3 separate regions of the Homo sapiens genome follow, and regions 2 and 3 are each linked to region 1. Evidence: chromatin loops called from intact Hi-C (ENCODE). Cell type or tissue: heart right ventricle. All regions are shown on one strand.

Region 1 (8,000 bases):
TATTGTAAATGCAGTCCATCATTAACTGAATTTTCATGATATGATGCATGACTGTATTATAAATTTTCCTCATCACTTTTAAGATACAATTTTACTGCTTTGTAGCTTTCATTGTTGTTGTTACTCACTGTCAACTTATATTTCCTAAGTAAGAATGATTTACTCTGTGGCTGCTTTCAAGATCATGCCTTTGTCTTTACAGTTTCATTAGGATGTGTCTTGGTAGCTAATTTCCTTTTGTTGTTGTTTTTTGTTTTTTTTTTGTTTTTTTTGTTTTTCTGTTTTTTGTTTTTTGAGACACAGTCTTGCTCTGTTGCCCAGGCTGGAGTGCAGTGGCATGATCTCGGCTCACTGCAACCTCTGCCTCCCAAGTTCAAGCGATTCTCCTGCCTCAGCCTCCTGAGTAGCTAGGATTACAGGTGCACACCACCATGCCCAGCTGATTTTTGTATTTTTAGTAGAGATGGGGTTTCACCACGTTGGTCAGGCTGGTCTCGAACTCCTGACCTCATGATCCACCCACCTTGGCCTCCCAAAGTGCTGGGATTGCAGGCATGAGCCACTGCGCCCAGCCCGCTAACTTCTATTTTATTATTTGGCTTGGGATTTGGTTAAGCTTCACAAGTCTGGATTGGTGTTTTGTTTTTTTTTTAGTTTTGAGAATTTTTGGTAATTATCTCTTCAGTCTCAAATAGTATTGCCTTTGCCCTGTGTTTTAAGCTGTTTAACTCCAAATAGACATTTAAAGACACTCTTACTCAGTCTTCCATGTTTCCCAAAGTCTCTCTCCTGTTTTGATCTGTCTTTACACTGCAATTTCTTCAGCTCCATCTTCTAGCTCACTATTTCTCTCAGCCTTATTTAATGTTATTTAACCCAATCCCTGAGTTCTAACTTTGGTAATCCTATGGACCAGAAACTACTTAGCCACTTCAGATCTGCTCTACCTCACCTGTGGTTTTTTTTTTTGTTGTTGTTGTTCTGGTTGTTGCTTTAGTTTTATTTGAAGGCATGCAGATGCAAACTAACAGTACCTGAACCCATCCCCAGTGCTTGCCTTTTATGCCAATGCATGAGTTGCTCTAGGCCCACATGCTAGTAGAAACTGAGCATGGTACATGGCATCGTGGTACTTGAAATGACCATGTAGCCTGCCATGATCTCTAGGGGTCTTGTTTAGATTCTCTTACATCCAGGCTCACAAGACTTTGATAGGCCACATTTCATACTGACTCTGGAGAATGTGGACTAGCAACCACAGTTTGCTGATGAGGCAGTGTCAGGAGTTCTCCTTCCAGTATAATTCCTTTTAATAGTCTATAGAGTAGCTCATACAGCTCTCTGGGGACTGGGGTGGGGAGGGATTCCCTGTAACCAGCTAATAGAGGAAAAAAAAACTCACCCTTTGGATAATTTGGCTTGGTATGTGGGTACCAATTACAAATAGACTTCTGCAGCCCTGAGACCCCTGCTCAGAGGTGGCCTGAAAAACAGTGGAGCAGAGAATTGGGTGATATACCTGGTTAAAGACATAAGTGGCCTGAAGTAAGAATATACATGGACTCAAGGGCAGTGGAGAATAACTGGGCCAGATTGATCAGGGACCTAAAAGGAGGACCACTAGAAGTGACTCACCTCCATAAGACTTCTAGCATAGGCTATAAACACTAGAAGAAACATCACATGCACCTACTTCTCATATAATGCTAAGTGATGGCTAAAGGTAGGAAATGGGTGAGCTTGAGAGAATGCTTGGCCATAATGGGGCACTAAAATGCTTAGAAAGTGCGCTGACAGAGGCTCAATGAGAAGTGGAATGCCATTAGTTACAGGGGCCTTCAAACAGAAAATTTCTGGAACCATATATTCTCCCCAAAATCTAAACTGGATGAATCACTCTTCTGAGTCCAGAGAGCAGCCCAGTCCTACTAGTCTGTTGTAAAGGGAGAATCCAGAGCAAGACCATGGAGGGTGCAAAGATCTTGTGTCTCCCATCCCCATCACCAGGATCTTATGGACATTTCATTGGAGTCTTCAGATTCTCTTTTGGAGAACTTGAAGAGGTCAAACTCTGTAAGAGTGAGAATTCACTGAGTTATCAAAGCAGCAACTGAGCTAAGTAAAGAGACCATTTAAATGAAGAGGTGGCAAGTATACTAGATTATGTGAACTCAAGGTTTTCTTTTTCACTGCCCAGTGGAAATAAGGCACTTGAGAGGCTCTGTAATTGGGAAACTGCTGCAGTCATGACTGTGATCTCCTTGAGAATGAACTTGTAGGTCATCTTTAAGTTTGTGAATAGCTTCTGCTATGTATTAATTTGGTACTTGGTTTGGTTTTCTCCTGATATGAGTCAATGAGGTCTTTGGAAATAGCTCCTGACAGCAGCATAATGGCCTGGGCCCATGATGGGTCAAGGGGTCAAGACTTTTCCATAGAATTGAAGACCTGGTAAAGCTTCCAGAGAAAAAGAAAACTCCTGTAAGCAATAGGAGTTGATAGCTTCTAGGATAGAATGATAGAATTTATCGAACCTGAAGAACAGGGAAAAATATTGGAAAAATGAAGAGCCTCGGGAACTTGTGGAACAATATTGAAAAAGCTAATATCTAGGTAACAGGAATTCTAAAGAGAAAGAACAGAGAATTGCAGGTAAAAATATTTGAAGAAATGACAACAGAAACATTTTCAAATTTAGGGAAAGATATAACTGTACAGATCTAAGAAGCTCAGCAAACCCTAAATAGGATAAACACATGAAAATCATGGCAAGGCACATCTTAGACTGGGGAACGCCAAGGATAGATGTAATCATACAGAGAAAAACATGCAATATATAGGGAGCAATAATTAAAACTACTACCAACTTCTAATCAGAAACTATGGGGGCCAAAAGAGAAGTAAACAGTGTTTTAAAGTGTTGAAAAAACAACTGTCAATCCAGAATTCCATATCTAGCAAAATTGTCCTTCCAGATGAAATAAGGACATTACCAGATAAAAGAGAACTGAGAATTTGTTGTCAGCATCCCCATACTATAAGAAATGCCAGCGTAGTTTCTTCAGGTTGAAGGGAAAGAATACCAGAGGAAAACTTGAATCTTCAGGAAGGAATGGCATCATTGGAAATGGTAAGTATATGGGTAATTAGATTGTTATTCTTAATTGACAACTAAATGGTAAAGACCTTTTCCTCTTCCTTTAAGATACACAATACTCTTTAAAGCAAAAATTATTATTGTCCTATGAGGTTTATAATGTATATTGATATTATACACATAATAAATATATCAAAAAAGATAGTGGTAGATAAATGAATACATATTTACAAGATTTCTACATATTTTGTAATGGGCCTAAATATCAACTCTAAGTAGATTGTAAAAAGTTAAGCACAGATAGTGTCACTCCTAGAGCAACCACTTAAAAGTGCAAAAGGATATTGGTAAATTACCAATAGATAAATAGAATTGATTTCATAAAAGCTCTCAAAAAATAACCCTGTTGGGTTAATGCCTAGAGAGACTGATATCACAGGACTTAATTTCTCCCTCCTTTATATTTTCTGCTTGAATACACCTAATGTCATTAAACTAGCTTTAGAATAGTTGTTTTGAGATAGTATAGCAACATAGAACATATAATGGGAGGTAGGGCGGAAGGCTGGACAGGGGCGTGGCCCAGTGGACAAGAGTTTCTCATGTAGGAGGAAGATTGAAATAAACATCCCCATCATCTTTAAAACTCCTTTAATTCACAGAGGTGTGATGTGCTAACACTGAACCCAGAAGACCTGGGTTCTGGGTCAGCCACTTACTGCTTCTGCGACTTTCAATATTGCACTCGACTTTGAGTTTCCTGTCACTACTGTGAAGTTAATTCACATCTCCCCTGGCACTCTGGGTGACTTTGATAATACAGTGATACTATTTAAAATAGCTGACAGTTTATAAAGTACCACCAGGAAGCACTGAGGGGTCATGGAGCAATTTAGAACTAAACAGCAAGTCCATAGGCTAGAACTTTATTTTGACTAATTGAACACTGCCATCTGCTGCACAGATCTGGGAAATAGGAGGTATTAGATTTCCAGGAGGAAGGTGTTTCCTTCAAAATAACAAAAGTTTGCTTGCTTTATTTCTTGTCCCTTTGACCTCACTTTCCAAGTGAAAAGACGCAGAATATAAAAACAAAAAGGTCAAAATAGCCTTGCAGAGGCCACTCTGACTTATATGAAAGGGTAGAGCTCAACTTTACAGGTCAGGTGGGATTTGAATAAGCCTCATGGTGAAAAGAAGGGATGGTATGAGGAGAACTAATAGTAGGATCATAGTTAGCAGCCCTGGGGGAAACACTGGCCTGGAGGCAACCCTGAGCATGCCCACTTCCTAGCTGGGTGCCGAGGCGAAGTCCCGGCATGTATAACATTGGGATAATAATGGTGGAAACCTCTTAGATTGTTGGGAGATTTAGTGAAATGAGCTATGTCTTGTTTTTAGGACAGTACCTGTTAGTACTTAACAAATATTAGCTGCTGCTTTTGAAACTCAGACTGGGAAGAAATAAAGGAAGTTGATTAAAAATTCACTAGCACCTTTGGAATAAACTCCACATTAGCCCCATTCTCCCAAATAGATTTGAAGCAAGGAAGTGAAAGGAGTCAGGTGATGAGATTTTTCAACTTCAGCAGAGTGTAAACACAGATCAACAACAGTAACAACTACCTTTCAATGAGACTTTATGCACCAGGTGTGGCTCTGTGTGTTACATGTGTTAACTCATTTAATTTTTATATCAACTCCATGAGGTGGGAACTTTTAGTATTCTCATTTTATAGATGAGGAAACAGGCACAGAGAGGGGCTAAGTGTATTCAAGGTCATGTGGCCAATGAATGACAGAACTAGCGTGATGGTTAATTGCTACGGCTAAGAGATGCCCAGGTGGCCAGTTGGATGTTACTTGTAAGATCTTTCTGGAAGAGATTAGCATTTGAACCAGCAGACTGAATAAAGATCATCCTCACCAATGTGGGTTGGCATTATCGAATTTCGTGAGAGCTTGAATAGAACAAAAAGAAGAAAAGCAAATTTGCTCTCTTCTTGTACTGGGATATCCACCTTCTTTGCTTAGTGGCTCCTTTGGTTCTTAGGCTTTTGAACCCAGGCTGAATCACCACTGGCTTTCCTAGGGCTCCAGGCTGCAGATGGCAGATCATGGGACTTCTTGGTCTCTACAATTGTGAGTCAATCTCTCATCTTTCTGTATATGTATTCATATATCTAGCATCCATCTATCTATATTCTATTGGTCCTGTTTCTCTCGGGAACCCTAACATGACTAGAATGTAAATGCATGGGATCTCGTCCCACATTTCCACTGCTTAGGGGTTATATGAACCATAGAAAACCAAACCTATCTTCTTTTGGGGATGGCGGGGGTGAGGAGCTATAACTGTATTATTACAGTTCTTTGCTTGTTAAGCTGTATACCAAATTTGTACAGAATCTGGCAACACACAGTGTAGCAGTGAGGATGAGCAGAAAATTCCAAGCTTTTCAGAGAGTGTCAGTCCAATGTGGTGGTAGAAAATAGGACTTAAGTGAGTTTAGTTCAAGATATGCTAAGGATTGGGAAAAGTGGCTTGCCCTCCCTGATGCAAGCATGGGGGTGAGCGCATTACAGATGTCTTCCAGGGCTTCGACCCTTCACCACACCTAGGGATGAGCAGAGGTCACTCTTGTTGCCATTTTGGTTTTGGTGGGTTTTGGCGGGTTTTGGCGGGTTTTGGCCGGCTTCTTTACTGCAAGCTGTTCTATCAGCGAGGTCTTTATGACCTGTATCTTGTGACAACCTCCTATCTTATCCCGTGACTTAGAATGCCTCAACCTTATCCATCTGGAATGCAGCCAGTAGGTCTCAGCCTTATTTTACCCAGCTCCTATTTAAGATGGAGTTGCTCTGGTTTAAATGCCTCTGACAAAACCGTTTGCTTCAATGTTATTTGTTTGCTTCAATGTTGCCTCAAAACTGTGTGTACTGAAGCCACTCCCAGTTTGGGTTTCTAGAGTTAGCAAATAAAAATACAGATGCTCGGCTGGGCGTGGTGGCTCATGCCTATAATCCCAGAACTTTGGGAGGCCAAGGTGGGTGGATCACGAGGTCAGGAGTTTGAAACCAGCCTGACCAACATGGTGAAACTCCGTCTCTACTAAAAATACAAAAATTAGCCAGGCGTGGTGGTGTGTGCCTGTAATCCCAGTTACTCATGAGGCTGAGGCAGGAGAATCGCTTGAACCCAGGAGGCAGAGGTTGCAGTGAGCAGAGATTGCGCCACTGCACTCCAGCCTGGGCAACAGAGTAAGACTCCATCTCCAAAAAAAAAAAAAAAAAAAAAAAAAAAAAAAAAAAAAAGTAGATGCTCAGGTAAGTCTGAACTTCAGATAAAGAATGGAGTTTTCCTTTGATAGACCATGTCCCATGCAATATTTAGAATGTACTTATTTAGAACATACTAGAAAAAGTAGTTGATCTGAAATTCAGATTTAACTGAACATCCTGTGTTTATCTTGCAGCCAGCCCTACCTTGACTACATCCAGTAGGTGTGGTATGTTGCAAAATTGCCAGATGCATTTCTTACTGAGCACAGCCATGTGCCTTGCTTCTCAAACAATGAGGCTCAAGAGGTGACAGCTGACAGTTCAGGCCAGAATGTCTAAATTGCTTGAGAGAGTTCAGAATTAAAGTCGGTTGTGGGGAAAATTCCAAGCTTTTCAGAGAGTGTCAGTCCAATGTGGTGGTAGAAAATAGGACTTAAGTGAGTTTAGTTCAAGATATGCTAAGGATTGGGAAAAGTGGCTTGCCCTCCCTGATGCAAGCATGGGGATGAGCGCATTACAGATGTCTTCCAGGGCTTCGACCCTTCACCACACCTAGGGATTTCCCTCATCCTGCCTTTGTTCTATTCTTACTTGATTTATTCTCACTTTGAGAAGCACATAGTTAAGTAATTTTCTAGGGAACTCAGATATGCCCCGTGGCCAAGATTGACAGACAGTCCAGGAGGCTGTTCTAGCACCAGGCAGCTTAGTGTTAAGAAGAAGGATAGGTTTTAGGAGTAGGAGGGCCTGGTGGCAGCTTAAACTGTCAGAGGCAAGGTGGACACATGTAGAAATAGGCAACAAGGACAGAATCACAACCAGGAGGCCTCACCTGTAGGAATCTATAGTGATAGTTAACACACCGCCAAGTTGTTAGGGGCAAGGTCAATGGACAGCCAACAAAAAGTACTAATAGATTCACTAATACTCAGACTGACATCAGCCTTCCCAGTGAAAAACCATGATTCTTAATTTCCAGAACAGAGCCATTGATTCAACAGAAGCCTGAATCTCCTTGAGGAAAGACCCTGCAATAGGACATCAAGTATATTCACTAGTTAATTTCCCAGTCCTTCCTCATAGGAACTTACAGCCTTTTATCAACATATCTGTACAATGGGGGAAGGGAAATACCCATATCTTTCAAGGGCAGTTGGATATAGGGACTAAGAGGATGCTAAAACCATGAGGGCTAATATGCCTTCATGCTTCCTTCTTAGATTGGAGGAGGTAAATAGAGGCCAGGTGGCAAACAGAGTCCTGGCCTAAATCCATTTCACAGGGCGTCAGTGTGTTCATGGACTCACCTGTGTTGATTTTCCTGATCCCTGAGTGCATTGATCAGGATGGATATACCTAGTAACTGGCAGAACACTCACACTAAGTCCTTGAACTGTGGAGTACACCTATGTAATCAGAACAGCTACGTGGAACCCTCTGAAGTTACCCAACCTCCAGGCCAAGACAGTAAATATACATCAATATATTATGTAGGGTGGAATGGCAAGGAGTGTCATTGGAGTGCTGAGCTCAAAGATTTTAAGGAGATAAGGTTGCTGTTCCCCGTTACATCTCCATTTCATTTGCCAGTCTGGCTCCTGAAAAAAACCACATGGCTCAC
Region 2 (8,000 bases), 250 kb before region 1:
CATTCCTCTTAAACTGAATGGGCCTTTACATTAACACGAGAGTGCCTGGATGCTCTAGCTGTTTTATCCTGGCTCCTGATCAAGTACCATAAGGGCTACCCTGACAACTGCTTGACTTCAGGTATCAGAATGCTATCAACTGGTCATCTCTAAGAACTAGGGGGGCTTTCTTCAAAGAGCAGGAAAACCCCATTTAGCGGAGATAGAATGAAGGCTGGTATGCCTTGTCATGTCTGTCCTAAGGAACAGCTCATTCCTACGAACAAACATCCATGTTTTCTCCTACAGATGAACAATGTGGCATAACACATTTTGTCTTGACCTGTGGCTCAGCATGAAGCACTGGTGAGATCTCAATCATGTAGCAGTGAGCTTTCCCCCTGCAGGCTTCTGAGCAGAGGATGCTGCTTCATGACCCCTTGGCTACTCTGTTCTCCACAGGAGTGACTGGAAGGTAGGGGGGATATACAAAATACCCTTCAATGGCCTGAAGGGTTTTGAGATGAATTGAGTAGCACATTGCACATGCAGTGGAGGAAAGTGAGGCTTTTGTATGCACTTAAGAATAAGCTCACTAAGGAACTGGAGATGGAGGCTTCAGTCCCACAGGCTGTTCTAGATTTAGACTTGGATTTTGTGGTACATAACACGCTGCTTTAGTGTCTTAAATGACTGAGGAATGTCGGATTGTTCTGTCCCTCACTGGCAGGATTCAGTGAGTGGTGCTCCTCCTCCATCTCCTTTGTTCCTTCATCTGCTGGGGTTGAAAGAGGACTTAGCATCAAGAGCTTTTCTCCCCTCTTCCTCGTGGTGTTCTGGGGCCTGGAACATGAAAGTGGTCTGCTGAGGTCTGACCACTCCCCTCCGCTTCTCCCTCATCCAGACATCCTCAGAGGGAACTGACTGTTCAGAACCAACAGAATAGTTTTTCATCCCACCTTTCAGAAGTTAGGCTTGAGTGCTTTCCTCCCACTTTTTGGGAGGCATGATGGACTAGCTGCTGAAGGCGTACCTTCCTTGCTTAGTTATCGGGAAGGAGGGGCATATTCCATAATCTTCGCAGATGAAACCCTGTCCTTGACATCCTAACCTCCCTGGGTGGCAATGTTTCGGGGGAAACTGGGAGGTTTTGGATAGTGGTCCCAAGCTTTATCTTCCCTGGTGAGAAGAGGACCCAGAAAGGGCTGTGGAAGCCATTGAAGTATTTCTGACCAAGATAACTTGATAGTCATTGTGGGCAGCTGCTAATAGAGGCAGGATGTCCTAAACTTAGGAGCCTTCTAAAAACAGGTCTGCTTTCCCTGGGCCACCCTGGGAATTAGAAGCTCCATGTGCTCATCTGAAGGCAGAGTGGGCCCATAAGAAGTGGCCCTGCGGAAAAGGGAAGGTTCCTATGGCCTGCTCATCTACCCCTTCCTCCCTAGGACTATAGGGTGCCCTCATCACTTCTGGGGACATCACTTCTGGGCACGTACTTCCTGGAGGACCAGAGCATCTCCAAGGATTTGGTGTTTAGTGCATTCCCTAGGATGAAATCCCTTCTGATGGGAATCTGCTCCTGTAGAATGATCCCTCAAGAGCAGCCTTTGGACTGGAGAGAATGGGCTGACAGTCTTCATGCTGCAGAGCCCAGGGGAGATGAATCTGTTGGCAGGGAGACTGAAGAAGGGGCTGAATCTCTTGCCCTCCCAGAGGGAGAAGCAGTCATGGGTGGGGTGGGGGCGGGGCCCGTAGGACTCTAACTTTCTTCCAGTGCCCGCCGCTGGGCTCCAGCCTGATCCCTAGAATTCTGCAGTGGAGTGCTGATTGTGCTGAGGCTGGGCTGTGTGATTCCCCTCTTAAGGATGGTTGGCTGGGTGGGACTACAAAAGCAACTTACGGGCCAACCAGGGTTTTCCTAACATCCTTTGACACATCAGTTCTGCTTTTCTGAACTTGCATGGTGAATTGTGAGGAAAGACTAAACTTGTACAAAATCCTTTGACTTAAATGTGCAATGAAGACTATAGAAGATGTGATGTTTTCTATTAGACAAATGTCTCATCTGTTCCAGGTGGAAGTAGATAGGAGTCATCACCTGAACTCGCTTGTTACTTGACTATGCTGTTATTGAGTACGTTTTAGTGTCTTAAATACAATGAAAGTCATTCTCAGAAAACATTAACTGTCGGCTTTCTCCCAACTGAAGAGCTTATGGGCTTTCCAACAAGACCATCTCTGCTTGTCAAGACACCTTGGAATGGAAAGTGAATGCTGCTCTGCCTCATTTCCCATCTTTTATTTCTAATCCCTAAAGGAAGGGGACTGAACTACAGAAACCACTCTATCCTGTTGTTGCATGACAAGGGGAGCCTGATCTGGACAACTGTTTCTTAGCATTTCCAACTTGGAGTTTGATATGTCTTAATCCTTAGGAGCTACATGTGGCCCCAGGAGGACTGAGCCAGCAGCAGGTGCATTGGATGAAAGTCGATGCAGGGGGGAGACCAGGGAAGAAGCAAACTCCATGACAGGAAGAGGGGGGTTCAGCTTTCAGGTACAGTGTCTGATCACTGGCAGTCAGCACTTGACCTGTTCTAGAAATGGCTCCTGGGGCTGCTGTGATCATGCTTGTAGACAAAGGAGCCAGCCTGGCTTCCTGGGAAAAGGACTAGAAGCCTTGGGTTCCTGGAGGTGGCCTTGAGGACTCTAGGGATAAAGGGATCTGATGGGAATACTTTACCTTGGAATGCAGCCGGAGGAGCCATCCTAGGCAGTGACCCGGGAATCCTTCAGTGTACTTTGTGAAAGAGGCTGTCTGCTGTCATAACTGATCTCTTCCATACTTGGTGGTTTTTCCTTCCCAGGCACTAGTATTACATACATCTTGTTTCTTAAGTCACTACTTGGTAAGAGAAGCGTTGCCTCAAAGCAGGTAATTCTGTGTACTGTGAACCTAGAGCCACCAGGGAAGGCCACACTTCTCTAACGGTGAAGTGAGTCTGCCCAGGCAGTCATCTCCAGTGATGGGTCCTGGAGGCTCTGCCCTCTGTGGCCTGGGGTTGCTGCTGTGCCCCTTACAAGACAGCCTGCTGTGTGTGGCTGCCATCTCCTAAACTCAAGTTTGGCTCATTTTCTTTGAGCATGGGTGATATATCTTTTTCCTTTCCTAGGAGAAGGGGTGACTTCTAAATAATAAAGTTCCATTGTTGCTAGGGCACATGATCTTTGTTGGGTGGGGTGATGTCAGAATGCTAAGTTCCTAAGAACTTACCATTTCATTGTCTGTTGTGATGCCTCATGGCCACCAGGTGGTGCTTAAGGACCCTCAGCCAAGGGCCAGAATGGAAACAAGCTGATGGCTCTTGGAACTCCTGGACGGATTTGAGGAATACACTGGGGGAGGAGTTCTTGTTACTCTTATCATTTTCATTAGATTCGTCTGGATCCTGTGTGAACTAATGCCATCCCCCTGAACAAATGGCTTCTGAAATGTGGACAATTCCTGCCTGGGGAGGCAGCCATGGATGAGCAGGAGAGCCCAGGTTCTCCTGCCTGGCAGGAGTCTGAGCTCAGTGCTTAGAGGCTGCTCTGCGCACCCCACCCCCACCCCCACCCCCACCCCCACCCCCACCCCCACCCACCAGGCCGGGCACCGTGCTAAGCAGGCAAATGTTCTCAGTGTTAGGCGAGCATCCCATGTTACAATCACGTGATCCCAGGTACCAAGTTTGTTTGCAGTAATTTTCACGGAAAACATGAACACAATCAGCTTGGCTTATGAACTATTTTTTGCCGTGGAAATACGTACAAAGCCTGCTTTGTTCTGTAGACTAGTATCACATGACATTGGTTAGAATGTAAACTTGAAAAACATCCAACAGACTTAAACTCCTTACAACATAATTTATACAAAGAGTTTATAGTCTTCAGGACTGAGAACAAGAATAAAAGACCGTTTTTACTTGGTAACTGTATTGCTTAAATTATAACATTTCGTAACTACATTAACTATTGTCAAGTAAAGTGGAAAGAACACAAACCATGATGGACATGCTTTTACATAAAAGCACCTCCTAGGCAACTCTGCCCTTCAGGAAGTGTTGCTCACCTAGAAGGCTGGCACTGCTGTGTGAGCGGTGTTTCCTAGTTATGTAGGCTGGCCTGATGAGCTATGTATGGCAGCACTAGCAGGACCTGCTCGAAACGACAGAACTCTCCACAATACTTTGAGAAATGATTCCACATCCTAAAGCCCAAAATCATGAAAATTGTCTCAAAGTTGGGGCTTTTTTCAAAAACTCAGGTCAACCATGCCATTCAGCTGCTCCTTTGTGGGTCCCCTCAGATTCTGTGGGTCCCCTCAGATTCTGTGGGTCCATGTCCACAGGTGACTCGTTCAAAACACTAGTCCCAGGCAGCTCTCAGCAAAGGTGGTGGGGGTTGCACACCTGCTCCAGCACAGAGGCCTCCTGGGGCTCTTGACAGGGCAACAGCTGGGGCTGCATCTCCCTTGACATCTCCTATTTTCAATGGAGAAGCGTCAGGTGACTATGCCCTAAGTGTATGCAGGCCAGGCAGATGTTGGGGTGCCCTTCCATCAAGGTCTGGTGGGGCTTTCTCTGAAAGGATATATGGCTGCTGTCCTGGTCCGTGGAGATGACTTTGTAGTAGCTGCCTTAGAGACGCCTTCATACAAAGGCTGAGCAGTGGGGTCCTTCATATTCTTGTATTAGTTATATCTGCTGAGGAGGAGACAATGTCTGAGGCAAGGACTGTGCCAGAACCTCTGTCTTCTGAAGCACAGATTACTTGGGATTTGGTAATGGCTGACACTTGGGAGTTGTTCTTGTTGCTTTGGTGCTTGTGTTGTGCCGTGTGCTCTAGCTGAGCCTTCTTGGGACATCACTGCCCTATCAGAAGAGATCAGTAGCTCACAGTCTTCCTGAGGTCAGCATTGTTACATGCAAGCTCTGCAGAGTCCTTTTTCTCCAGCTTCATGTGGATGGCTGTGGGATGACCTGTGGGATAGTGCTCCCAGAAGCCCAGCACCATTTCATAGAATTGCATTCCTGGCCCCAGGAGTAAACACTTTTGCAGACTTCTCATCCCAAAGCTGCTGGACTTGAGACCTGGGTTGCTCTGCAGCTGCTTGCTGCTGCATATCTTGCCCAGGGGGCACTTGTGGAGATGAGATCACTATTGCAAAAGGTATATGCCACAGTTGAGAGCATAAGAACTCTCCATTACTTGGGAAACACTGGCCATGATGCTGGAACTGAAGTGAAGGTACCTGTTTCCCTCAATCCTTGTGACTCATACATTAGAACCTGTTCCTGAAAGACTAGCTTCTGCTGGTAATTGAGGCTGCTAGGGATGACATCCCCATTCTGCTGTCCTTGAAATGGTGAGAGAAGCCCTTTTGTTGCTCCTGCTGCCTCTTTACCTGCACACCATGAACACAGTGCAAGAGGGAAGGGCCTTGCATGCTGGCTTTCTTGCATCTCAGGCTTGAGAATACTGACATGCAGAAGGATAAGGAAACATTACATCTAGAAAGGCCACTCTGTCACCTGAATATCCCAAATCCCAGCTTGGTATCCTCTTTAACCCATGGGGCTACAGTTATTTGGGCCATCTTATTTGCTGGGATTCCCCTGTATTACTACAGAAGAGTGGCCAGCTCCACCCAGTAGAACTTCCTGGGCACGAGAGTTCTGCTCGGTGTCATCAGTGGGAGATTCCACCTGTTTTTTCTGGATTAAAAATAGGTGACTTGGGCAGAGGGATCATGGTTTCTTGGCAGTGTAGATCGTATGTGCCTCTAGGTGGTAGTATGGCTCTTGTTTTGAAACCAGTTGTTTGTTACGTAGGACAAGAGACTTCGCTGGCCACTTTTTTTTTGGTTGTAAAATCGGGGTAAGGGTTCTCTGCAAATGACTGAAGTATTAAATGACTGAAATATTCTTAGTTGATTCTTCATAAACTTATGCTTTGGTTTTCCACTTCCTCTTCCCCATCTTTCTTCATTGGGATTATCTTCAGAGATCTTGTGTTCAGATCCTGACTGAGGCTGACAGGCCCACAGGGTTGTTGGGCTTGACTGCTAATCACCACATGCTCATGTGTGTGGCCTAGTGACAATACCTACACATAGCAAAGTTATCCTACTTGTTTAAAGAATTCTGAGCTGCTTCTCTGACGTGTGGAGACACAAGTTGGCTTTCTGCCTCTTGCTCTTACTCCTTGGGAAACCAGACTCACTGTCCGAGACTCAAACTTGGAAAAAGGAGCCTACTGACTCAGAAGTGGATGGACAGGTGTGCACAGGACCTGTGCTCAGCACAAGAAAGTGAGGCTACATTCTGTCAGTGTGTCTTCCCCATCCTTGTGCCAGTGTGCTTACCTCTCACCAGGAGATGAAAATTTCTAGCTGGGCTACAGAGGCGGCGGTCCCAAATCTTTCTCTCCGCCTCCTTGCACCATGTTACATTTACTGCTACTGATGCTTAATGGTGGCTTTGTTGTTCAGTTGTCCAGGAAGTAGATGCTGAGAGAACTAGAAATGCAAAAGACCTAGAATGAAGAGGGAAGCTGTCAGATCATAATGTGAATCAGCCAGTCCTGCCAGTCCAGTAGGGAGCACGAGAGCAGGATTCACTCAGGAATTCCACATGAGGTAGAAATGGCTCGACTCAGTTTGGCTTGGGGCCATCCCAAGAATAACAGCAAAGAGCTTGGAGCCCTTGGGTAACCACACTCCGCAGCTGGACAGCAAGTCTGATGAAATGGCTGACAGGTTGGCATGGTTGTCAGTTGATGGGCAGCTATGATTTTCAAATCCTAAACTGCAGCTGCAGTTGGTCTGGAAGGACCATAAGATTATCTGTTTTCCTAATGTCAGTCCTCAGAGTCCCTCACACTTGGCCAATACTTGTCAAAGTTGCTTGTTTCAAAGGTGACCAAACAACCACCTAATGTCTGAGCCCCTGCTGGCCTGTCCTTATCAGGCAATGTTTGCTGTAATGGCCTAGCTACTCCTGACCCATCAGGCATTGGGGGCACCAAGAAATGGCCCAGTGTAGCAGCAGTTCCTGCTCACCTTCCGGCAAAAGGAGCCAAACATGACCTGGCAGTGTAGTTGGGTCCTCTGGAAGTATCTGGAGCTACACTGTCTAGGTCTGCTTTGGACCTACGTTTGGGAAGTAAATGCCTTCTAAACTCACTATCCGGGGTCATTGTGGGTAATAAGGGAGAAGCATCAGAGAACAGTTGTTGGTTTAAAGTAGGTACTGCAACTGGAGTGCATTGTGCTTGTCATAGGTTGTTTCCTGGCAGCAAACTGTCTCTTGAAACTGCTGGTAAACTGAGGCAGGCTACGGAAGAGGCTCTTGCAAGCCTGACTGTTCGCTCCTTTGAACCAGGCTGAGACTACTTCCGTGGGTGGTTTGTGGTGGGGTAGTTGAGCGCTTGGGGAAGGACACTTTAAGCCAACACTAAGTTTGTATAAAATATTCAGATTAAAACCCATGAAGAGAGAAAGGAGGCAGGATGGGGCTGAAGTCAGACTGGGACGTAAGACTTGTCAGTCTTGCTGAGCCTGGTGGAGAGGGTCCAGAGCATACAAAAAAGGCATTCCTGTACTCCAGCCAGTGGACCCTCTCCCTTAAACCTTCTGTGCTGACCTCATTACAAAGTATCTCCTTGATCTATATTTAAATTTCTGTCTTTAAGTTTTTAGATTGGCACACAATGTGAATGGACGAATTCTGTAATGTGTTCTAGGTGGTTCATGGTATAGGCTTAAGACACCAATTGTGCAATGTGAAAAGTCACACGGTGACACACGTGTCCTCTTGGGAAGACCAGGTGGACCTTGGACTTTACACAACTAAGTTTATAACAACCAGTCTAACACCAATGTGTACTAGCAAACCCAGGGGACTTCTGCCTACTTCCATACTGGAGGAGCCAAGTGGGTTGTTTGACTTTCTACAGCGATCTGAGAATGAAATAATTGG
Region 3 (8,000 bases), 150 kb after region 1:
AGAGTCCTCATCATACAATCACCTCTTAAAGGTCTCACCTCTCAATACTGCCACACTGGGGATGAAGTTTCAGCATGAGTTTTGGAGGGGACATTCAAACCAGCATTCCACCCCTGGTTCACCGAAATGCATGTCCTCACATACAAATATATTCATTCCTCCTTGTAGCCCCAAATTCTTAACTCATTCCACTACCAACTCAAAAGTCCAAAGTTCAGAGTCTCCTCTGTGAGCCTGTGAAATCAAAACAAATTATCTACTTCCAAGATGCAATTGTGGGGCAAGCATAAGGTACACATTCCTATTCTAAAAGGGAGAAAGAGGCAAGAAGAAAGGGATAACAGGCCCCACCCAAGACTGAAACCCAAGAAAGAAGAATTTGGGTCCTAAGGTTCCAGAATAATTTTTTTTTGATTCCACGTCTGGCATTCTGTGCACACTGGAGCAAGAGTTAGGGCCTCCAAGGCCTCGGGACACCCCACCCCTATAGCTTGGTTGTGCTTAGTCCACCCAGCTCTCCCAGGTTGGCAATGCACACCAGTAGCTGTACAGCTCAAGGGTCTTGGTGGCAGGCTCACTCCCATTACCATAGTGGGGATTTTCTGCAGTGGCCTTGCTCCTATGGCTCCATTAGGCATTGCCCTGGTGGGGACTCCATTAGCTTCAACACCACATATCTGCTTTGTATAGCTTTAGTGGGGGCTTTTTGCATGTCTCCACTCCTGTGACAAGTCTCTGATTGGGTCCTCAGGCCTTTGACGTCTTTTGAAATCTGGTTGGAGGTTGCTGAGCCTCCACAGCTCTTGCTTTCTGCAAGCCTGCAGAATTAGCACCACACAGATACTGCCAAGGTTTAAAACTTGTACCTTGCAGAGCTTCAGTACAAGGGCCTCAACTGGGGTTGCTTGAGCCGGGCAGCCATGAAGTGCTGTGCTGCAGTGTAGGAAGCAGAGTCCCAGGGTAGCTGTGGGCAGTGAGCTGGTAGACAGCGCCCCAGTCCTATCCCCTGAAACCTTTCTTCCATCCTAGAACTCTAGGCCTGTGATAAGAGGGCAGCCTCAAGATCTGTGAAACACCTTTGGGGTCCTTCCTCCATTGTCTTGAGGGATAGCATCTAGCCCACTTCTATCCCTGTTAATCTCTTTAGCAAATGGTCACTGGGATATACCCTTGGTTTTCTCCTCTGAAGACTTTTTCTCTATGTGGCCAGGCTGAGTTTTCCAAATTTATCCACTCTACTTCTCTTTTAATTAAAAATTCTGTAAATTATTTCTCTGCTCTGAAATATCAATGTAAGTTGCCAAAATAACCCTGCAGCTCCTTCTATATTTTGCTTAGAATTTTCTTCTGCTAGATATCCTAGTTTATCACTCTCAAGTTTGGCCTTCCTCAAAACCCTCAGGCATAGAGACAATTCATTCAAGTTCTTTGCCAATTTATAACAAGAATGGTCTTTATTCCAGTTTTCAATATCTTGCTCCTCAGTTCTACCTCAAACCTCATCAGAATGGCCTTTACTGTCTATATTTCTATCAGCATTCTTGTCACAACCACCTATCTAATCACTAAGAAGTTCCAAACTTTACTTAGCCTTCTTGTCTTCTAAGCTTTCGCCAGAATTTAAACATTTTCTATCCTGCTCCTACAAATTCTTCTACTTTTGCCCATTACTCAGTTCCAAAGCTGCTTTCCACATTTTCAGGTATTCATTATCAGCAACACTCCACTTCTTGACACCAATTTTCTGTGTTAGTCTGTTTTTTTTTGTTGCTTAAGACAGAATAATGGAAACTAGGTGATGATTTATATGCAAAAGGAATTTATTTCTTTCAGTTGTGGAGGCTAAGAAAACCAAGGTTTAGGGGATGCATCTGGTGAGAGCCTTCTTGCTGAAGGGGACTTACTGCAGAGTCCTGAGGCAGTGCAGGGGATCAGATGGTAAGGCGACTGAGTATGCTGGCTCAGGTGTCTTTTCTTATAAAGCCACCAGTTCCCCTTCCATGACAATCCATTCATCTATTAACCCATTAACCCATTAATCCATTAATGGACTAATTCATCCATGAGGGCAGAGCACTCATGATCCAATTACCCCTTTATGCCTCACCTGTCAATACTGCTATATTGGGGACAAAGTTTCAACATGAGATTTGGAAGGGACACTTGAATTATAGCAGGTGGGATGAGCACGAGGAGGAGGTAAGCCCAGATAGGTGATGGCAGAGGTGGGAGAGTGCCCAGATCACATGGGGTCTTGTACAATGGCGCAAAAACTTTGCCTTAACTGTGGTGAATCTTTTTTAAACCACCTCATTAAGGTATCACTGACATAGAAGAGCTTTACATATTTACTGTACACATTAAGATTGAATTTGGGGATAAGTACATATCCATGAAATCAACACCACCGTCAAGGCCATAAACATATCTGTCACTTACCAAAGTTGACTCCTGCCCTTTTTGTTATTGTTACTTTATTTTATTTTCTTTTTTTGGTAAGAACACTTAGCATAATATCTATCCTCTTAGCAAACTTTAAGTACACAGTACAGTGTCATCAGCTGTAGGCACTATGTGGTAGAGTGGGTCTCCAGAATTTATTTGTGCACCATAACTGAAACTTTGTCCCCTTTAAGCATCACCTTCCTATGTCTCCCTCCTCCTTGCTCCTGGCAGCCACCATTCTACTCTTTGCTTCTATGAGTTTGACTGTGTTAGGTTCCACAAGTAAGTGAGATTCTACAGCATCATTTTTCTGCGTCTGACTTGTTTTGGCCCAACATAATGCCCTCCAAGTCCATCAGTATTGTCATAAATGGAAAAATTTCCTTCCCCTTAAGGCTGAAAAATACTCCATTGTGTGTATATACCACAATTTTTTGATCCATTCATCTGTCTATGGACCCTTATGCTGTTTCCATATCTTGGCTACTGTGAATAATGCTGCCATGAACAGAGTGCTGAGAGCTCTTCAAGATCCTGTTTTCAATTCTTTGGGTATATACTCAAAAGTTGGATTCGTGAACCATAAGGTATGTCTATTTTTAATTTTTTAGAGGAAACTCCATTCTGTTTTCAATAATGGCTGTACCAATTTACATTCTCACCAACTGTGTGCAAGGGATCGCTTTTCTCCATATTCTTGCCAACACTTGCCATCTTTTGTTTTTTGTGTGTGTTTTTTAAGTAATAGTCATCCTAAGAGGTGTGAGGTGATATTTCACTGTGGCTCTGAGTTGCATTTCCTTCATGACCAGTGATGCTGAGAACCACTTCCTATATATGTGTTGGCTACCTGTATTTCCTCCCTGGAGAAATGTCCACCCAGATCCTTTGGACATCTTCCAATAAGGTCACTCATTTTTTAGCTCTTCAGTTGTATCAGTTCCTTGTCTATATTGAACATTAACCCTTATCAGGTATATAGTTTGCAAATATTTTCTCCCATTTTGTAGTTTGCCTTTCTACTCCGTTGATTCTTTCCTTTGCTGTGGAGAAGCTTTTTAGTTTGATGTAGCCCTACTTGTTTATTTGTGCTTTTGCTGCCTGTCCTTTTGGTCTCATACCCAAAAAGTCATTGGCAAGATACAATGCCAAGGATCTTTTCCCTATGTTTTCTTCTAGGAGTTCTGTAGTTTTGGGTATACCCCAAGTTGATTTAATCCACCCCAAATTGATTTCCTTGCATGGTGTGAGGAACGTGGTCCTGCCCTGTGCAGAGGAACAGGTCCTGCCCTGTTCTTCTGCACATTAATATCTAGTCTCTCCACTATTTGAAGAGACCATCTTGTCTCCATTGTGTATTCCTGATGCCTTCATCAAAAATTAGTTTAATCAATGCATGCATTTATTTCTGGGCTCTGCACTCTGCCTTACTTGTGTGCATGTTTGGTGTACCACTGACCACGACAGCCCTGTCATGTAATTTGAAATCAGGAAGTGTGATGGCTCCAGCCTTGTTCCTTTTACTCAAGATTGCCTTGGCCACTCAGGGTCTTTTGTGTTACTCAGGGTGAATCTTTATGATACACTGTCCATGTGTCCTGTGTCTTCATTATAATGTAGGATTATTTTTTCTAGCCTCACTTAGTATTCCTCCCTCCCTTTTAAGATTTTTGTGTAGTATAATATCGGCAATAGTTACAAAAATCCACGGGGATTTCAGCCGCATCAAATATGCCGACTGGCAAGTGCTGATACCATGAGCTTCACTTAATCATTGCTTAGCTAACCAAAATCCTTCAAAGTAAGAGGTTAAGGTGAACTTAAGGAACTTTGCAGGTGAAAAAAACTGGATTGAACAAGCAAAGTAACTTGTCTACCATTATACAGCTTTGATGGTAATTCAGATAAATTCCAGAAAGCTTCTTAAAATTTGGGGGCCTTATTTAATAAAGCAATAATAAATCAAGTATTTGTGATATTTAAAGGAGGGTGAGCTTTGGAACTGAATTTGTTAAGATTGAATCTTGATCCTGTTCATACTATGGGCAGGATCATGGCACGTGCTTAATGAATGTTTATGAAATAAACAAATGGATTGAGGAGTGAATGAATTTCCCCATCTGGAGAAGTAAGGAGTGCTTATTTATACTTCATGGAAATTCATGTGTGGAATAAATGAATTGATGCACTTCAAGGCATGGTTCTTAATGCACAGCTGCAGTTACTACTATTATTATAGTATGAAAAATTAGAGGGAAAACGGGAATTTACCTCCCTAATGAAGTACACAAATATTCTAAAATGCTAGGAAAAGTTCTCTGTCAAACAAGAGGACCCAAACAGTTGTTCAAAGTCTTTCCCATCTCCAGTTTTCTCTTGGAGAAGCCAGGCATGCTCTCCACCTGGTGGTCATAACGTGTAATTAGCACCATTTGCCCAGAGACTCATTGGCTTTGCAGTCTCAGGACAGATCTCACAAAGTTACTGCTTTTGGGTAGGTAATGTACTGAGGTGGGCATAGCATGGTTGCAGAATCCGATGGACCTTGGTTTGACTGTTTCCACCACAACTTATTATGGTGAAACCATGAAGACATTGTCAATATCACCGTGTTCTGGGAGGGTTAAAGTAAGACCTCTTGAAGAAGGAAAAAGAGTTAAGGGATTGTTCTTTGGAGTGGCTGCTGCCAGCTTGCAATGGATGGTTGTTAAACTTTCAGAAATTCTGTGAACTGGCTTTACATACAGCCATTATTAAAAATACATTACATAGGCCAGGCGCGGTGGCTCAAGCCTGTAATCCCAGCACTTTGGGAGGCCGAGGCGGGCGGATGACGAGGTCGGGAGATCGAGACCATCCTGGCTAACATGGTGAAACCCTGTCTCTACTAAAAAATACAACACAATTAGCCGGGCGTGGTGGCGGGCGCCTGTAGTCCCAGCTACTCGGGAGGCTGAGGCAGGAGAATGGTGTGAACCCGGGAGGCGGAGCTTGCAGTGAGCCAAGATCGCGCCACTGCACTCCAGCCTGGGCGGCACAGGGAGACTCTGTCTCAAAAAAAATAAATAAATAAAAAATTACATAAACATACACTTAAGTTACAGCAGCCCTCCACTTATCCTAAGGCAAAATGTTCCAAGACTCACGATGGATGTCTGAAACTGAGGATAGTAATAAACCCTATATATCCTATGCTTTTCCTAAATATACAGACCTATGATAAAGGTGATATGTGACAGCAAAACAAGCACACTTTTTTTTCCTTCTTCCCAATTTCACGGATAGAAGATTCATTTTTATTGTCGATCCCAGTAACCTCAGCATACAATATTTTTTCTTTCCTTTTCAAGTTGAGAACTTCCACCTTTTCACTTAAAGGAATCACTTTACATCTTCTCTTTGGCAAATCAGAACTGTCAGCATCACTGCTCTTGCGCTTTTGGACCATTATTAGGTAAAATAAGGGTGACTTGAACCTAAGCACTGAGATTCCACGCAGCGAATCTGGTGGGCGAGATGACTGCTCAGCAATTAACCGGTGGATAATGGACACAGCGCAACAGAAACACTGGACAAAGAAATGATTCGAGTGAGACTGCTCAGGATTTCATCGTGCCGCTCAGAAACAGCATGCGAGTTAACATTTATGAATTATGTATTTCTGGAATTTTCCACTTGATATTTTCAGACCTTGGTTGAGCATGGGTAACTGAAACTGTGGAAAGTGAAACTGAGGATAAGGAGGACTTCTGTATTTGTTTTTCACTTAGCTACTGTTCAATTTGTGGTAAATATATGCAAGACCACCCCCCCACTTTTTTTGAGACCAAGTCTCGCTCCGTTGCCCACGCTGGAGTGCAGTGGTGTGGTCTTGGCTCACTGCAACCTCTGCCTCCTTGGTTCCAGCGATTTTCCTGCCTCAGTCTCCCAAGTAGCTGGGATTACAGGTGTGCACCACCATGCCCGGCTAATTTTTTTGTATATATATATATTTTTTTTTAGTAGAGTTGGGGTTTTACCATGTTGCCCAGGCTCCTGAGTTGTCTCGAAACTCCTGGGCTCAAGTGATCCACTGGCCTCAGCCTCCAAAAGTGCTGGGGTTACAGGCATGAGCCACCACCCCCTCCTGTAATACCCTTTAACTATGAAATACAATCATGCAATAACACTATGAAATACAATCAGAAATAACTATGAAATACAATCAGAAATAAAACATAAGTATAATGTTCTGTTCAGAGAGCTTATTATGGGGCTTACGGGCTTATTGAACAACTAAATAGCCAGCCCTAGTGTTGAGCACATAGGAGGTACTAAATATTATTGGTTGAATTATGATGAAATAAGCTATATTTCCCCTCTATGTAAAACTGCCTTTGCAAAGATTATATCAGTGAGAGAATTGTAATTTTTTTTTTTTTTTTTGAGACTGAGTCTCACTCTGTCGTCCAGGCTGGAGTGTAGGGGCATGATGTCGTCTCACTGCAACCTCTGCCTCCCAGGTTCAAGCAATTCTCTTGCCTCATCCTCCCAAGTAGCTGGGATTACAGGTGCGCGTCAGAACGCTGGGCTAATTTTTTGTGCTTTTTTATTTTTTAGTAGAGATGGAGTTTCACCGTGTTAGCCAGGATGGTCTCGATCTCCTGACCTCCTGATCTGCCCACCTCAGCCTCCCAAAGTGTTGGGATTACAGGTGTGAGCCACCACGCCCGGCCGAGAATTATAATATTAATAGTAAGCCAAGCTAACTCACTCCCCATCTTATCTTTTCCTTAATTACTCCTGGGCTATTGGGCAAAGCTACCTTTGGAACACATTCAGGCTATAGTTTAAATGATAATAGGACTTGCCCCAAACTCAACCACTTTTGTAAAGCTAATGGGAAGCCATCAGGCTGGGGGGACAAGAACAGCCTGAGTCCAGCTAAGGCGCAGACATAAACGATTGTCAGCCACTATTGCCAAGGTTATAAGACATGCAACTTCCCCAGTTATTCCTGCAGATAACACCACTATTGTAGATCGGCCTTTGGAGATATCTTTCCCAGTTTTTTGCATGCGTGTCTGACACCCATGGTTCCACCTAAACCCAATGCCTCCACCTTAGTGCCAACCTCTCTCCTGTAGCCTCACCCAGAAGTAACTCATCTGCTTGAAGACAGCTTCAAACCCCTATAATTTCATCTCCACCCCAATCAATCAGCAGCAAGCACCTGTTACCTGCCCTCCCATCCCTTCCCCCAAACTGCCTTTGGAAACCGCTGACCTATGAGCTTTGAATGAGACGATTTGTGTATGAACATCTCCCACGTGGTGTGGCCAGCCTCGTGTCTATTAAACTCTTTCTCTACGGCAGTGCCCTGGTCTCTCTTTATGCAGTGGGCAGGAAGAACCCCTCGGGCGGTTACATGTGTACCCATTTTCATCCTGCATTATAATCTTCTCTGTCCCTTCCATACAAGCAGCTTTTACTATACCAATTTCATGTTTATTATTAATGGCCTTTTCTTCACATTGTGATGTAGGATATGGAATTAGAAAAACTAAGTAGAAAAG

The links. A loop is a pair of places that touch in the nucleus more often than their neighbours do. Peaks named below come from ENCODE experiments on the same cell type or tissue, not always from the same donor. Only the 100,000 strongest peaks of a DNase experiment are listed, where the experiment ranks them.
Region 2: a loop joins it to region 1, with 6 times the contacts of the local background. A loop is called at or near these places in 97 of 110 quality-filtered maps.
Region 3: it touches region 1 in a loop (5-fold over the local background); 18 of 110 quality-filtered maps call a loop at or near these places.

Annotation. Positions count from the first base shown.
Region 1 is chr4:10,399,896-10,407,895 of GRCh38, forward strand. It overlaps LOC107986260 (a long non-coding RNA gene), which reads left to right and starts at 3,997. Exons shown (of 3, transcript XR_001741594.2): 1 at 3,997-5,239. In heart right ventricle, a CTCF peak has its summit at 4,059 (motif pointing left); no DNase peak of the experiment used is centred here.
Region 2 is chr4:10,154,661-10,162,660 of GRCh38, forward strand. No RefSeq gene overlaps it. Among named protein-coding and RNA genes, the nearest start is that of WDR1, 42 kb to the left of the region's middle. In heart right ventricle, CTCF peaks have their summits at 3,285 (motif pointing right) and 5,803 (motif pointing right); a DNase peak (open chromatin) is centred at 3,301.
Region 3 is chr4:10,544,996-10,552,995 of GRCh38, forward strand. All of the region lies in intron 8 of CLNK (cytokine dependent hematopoietic cell linker), which reads right to left. Among named protein-coding and RNA genes, the nearest start is that of ZNF518B, 92 kb to the left of the region's middle. In heart right ventricle, CTCF peaks have their summits at 4,847 (motif pointing left) and 5,050; a DNase peak (open chromatin) is centred at 4,869; H3K27me3 peaks cover 948 bases.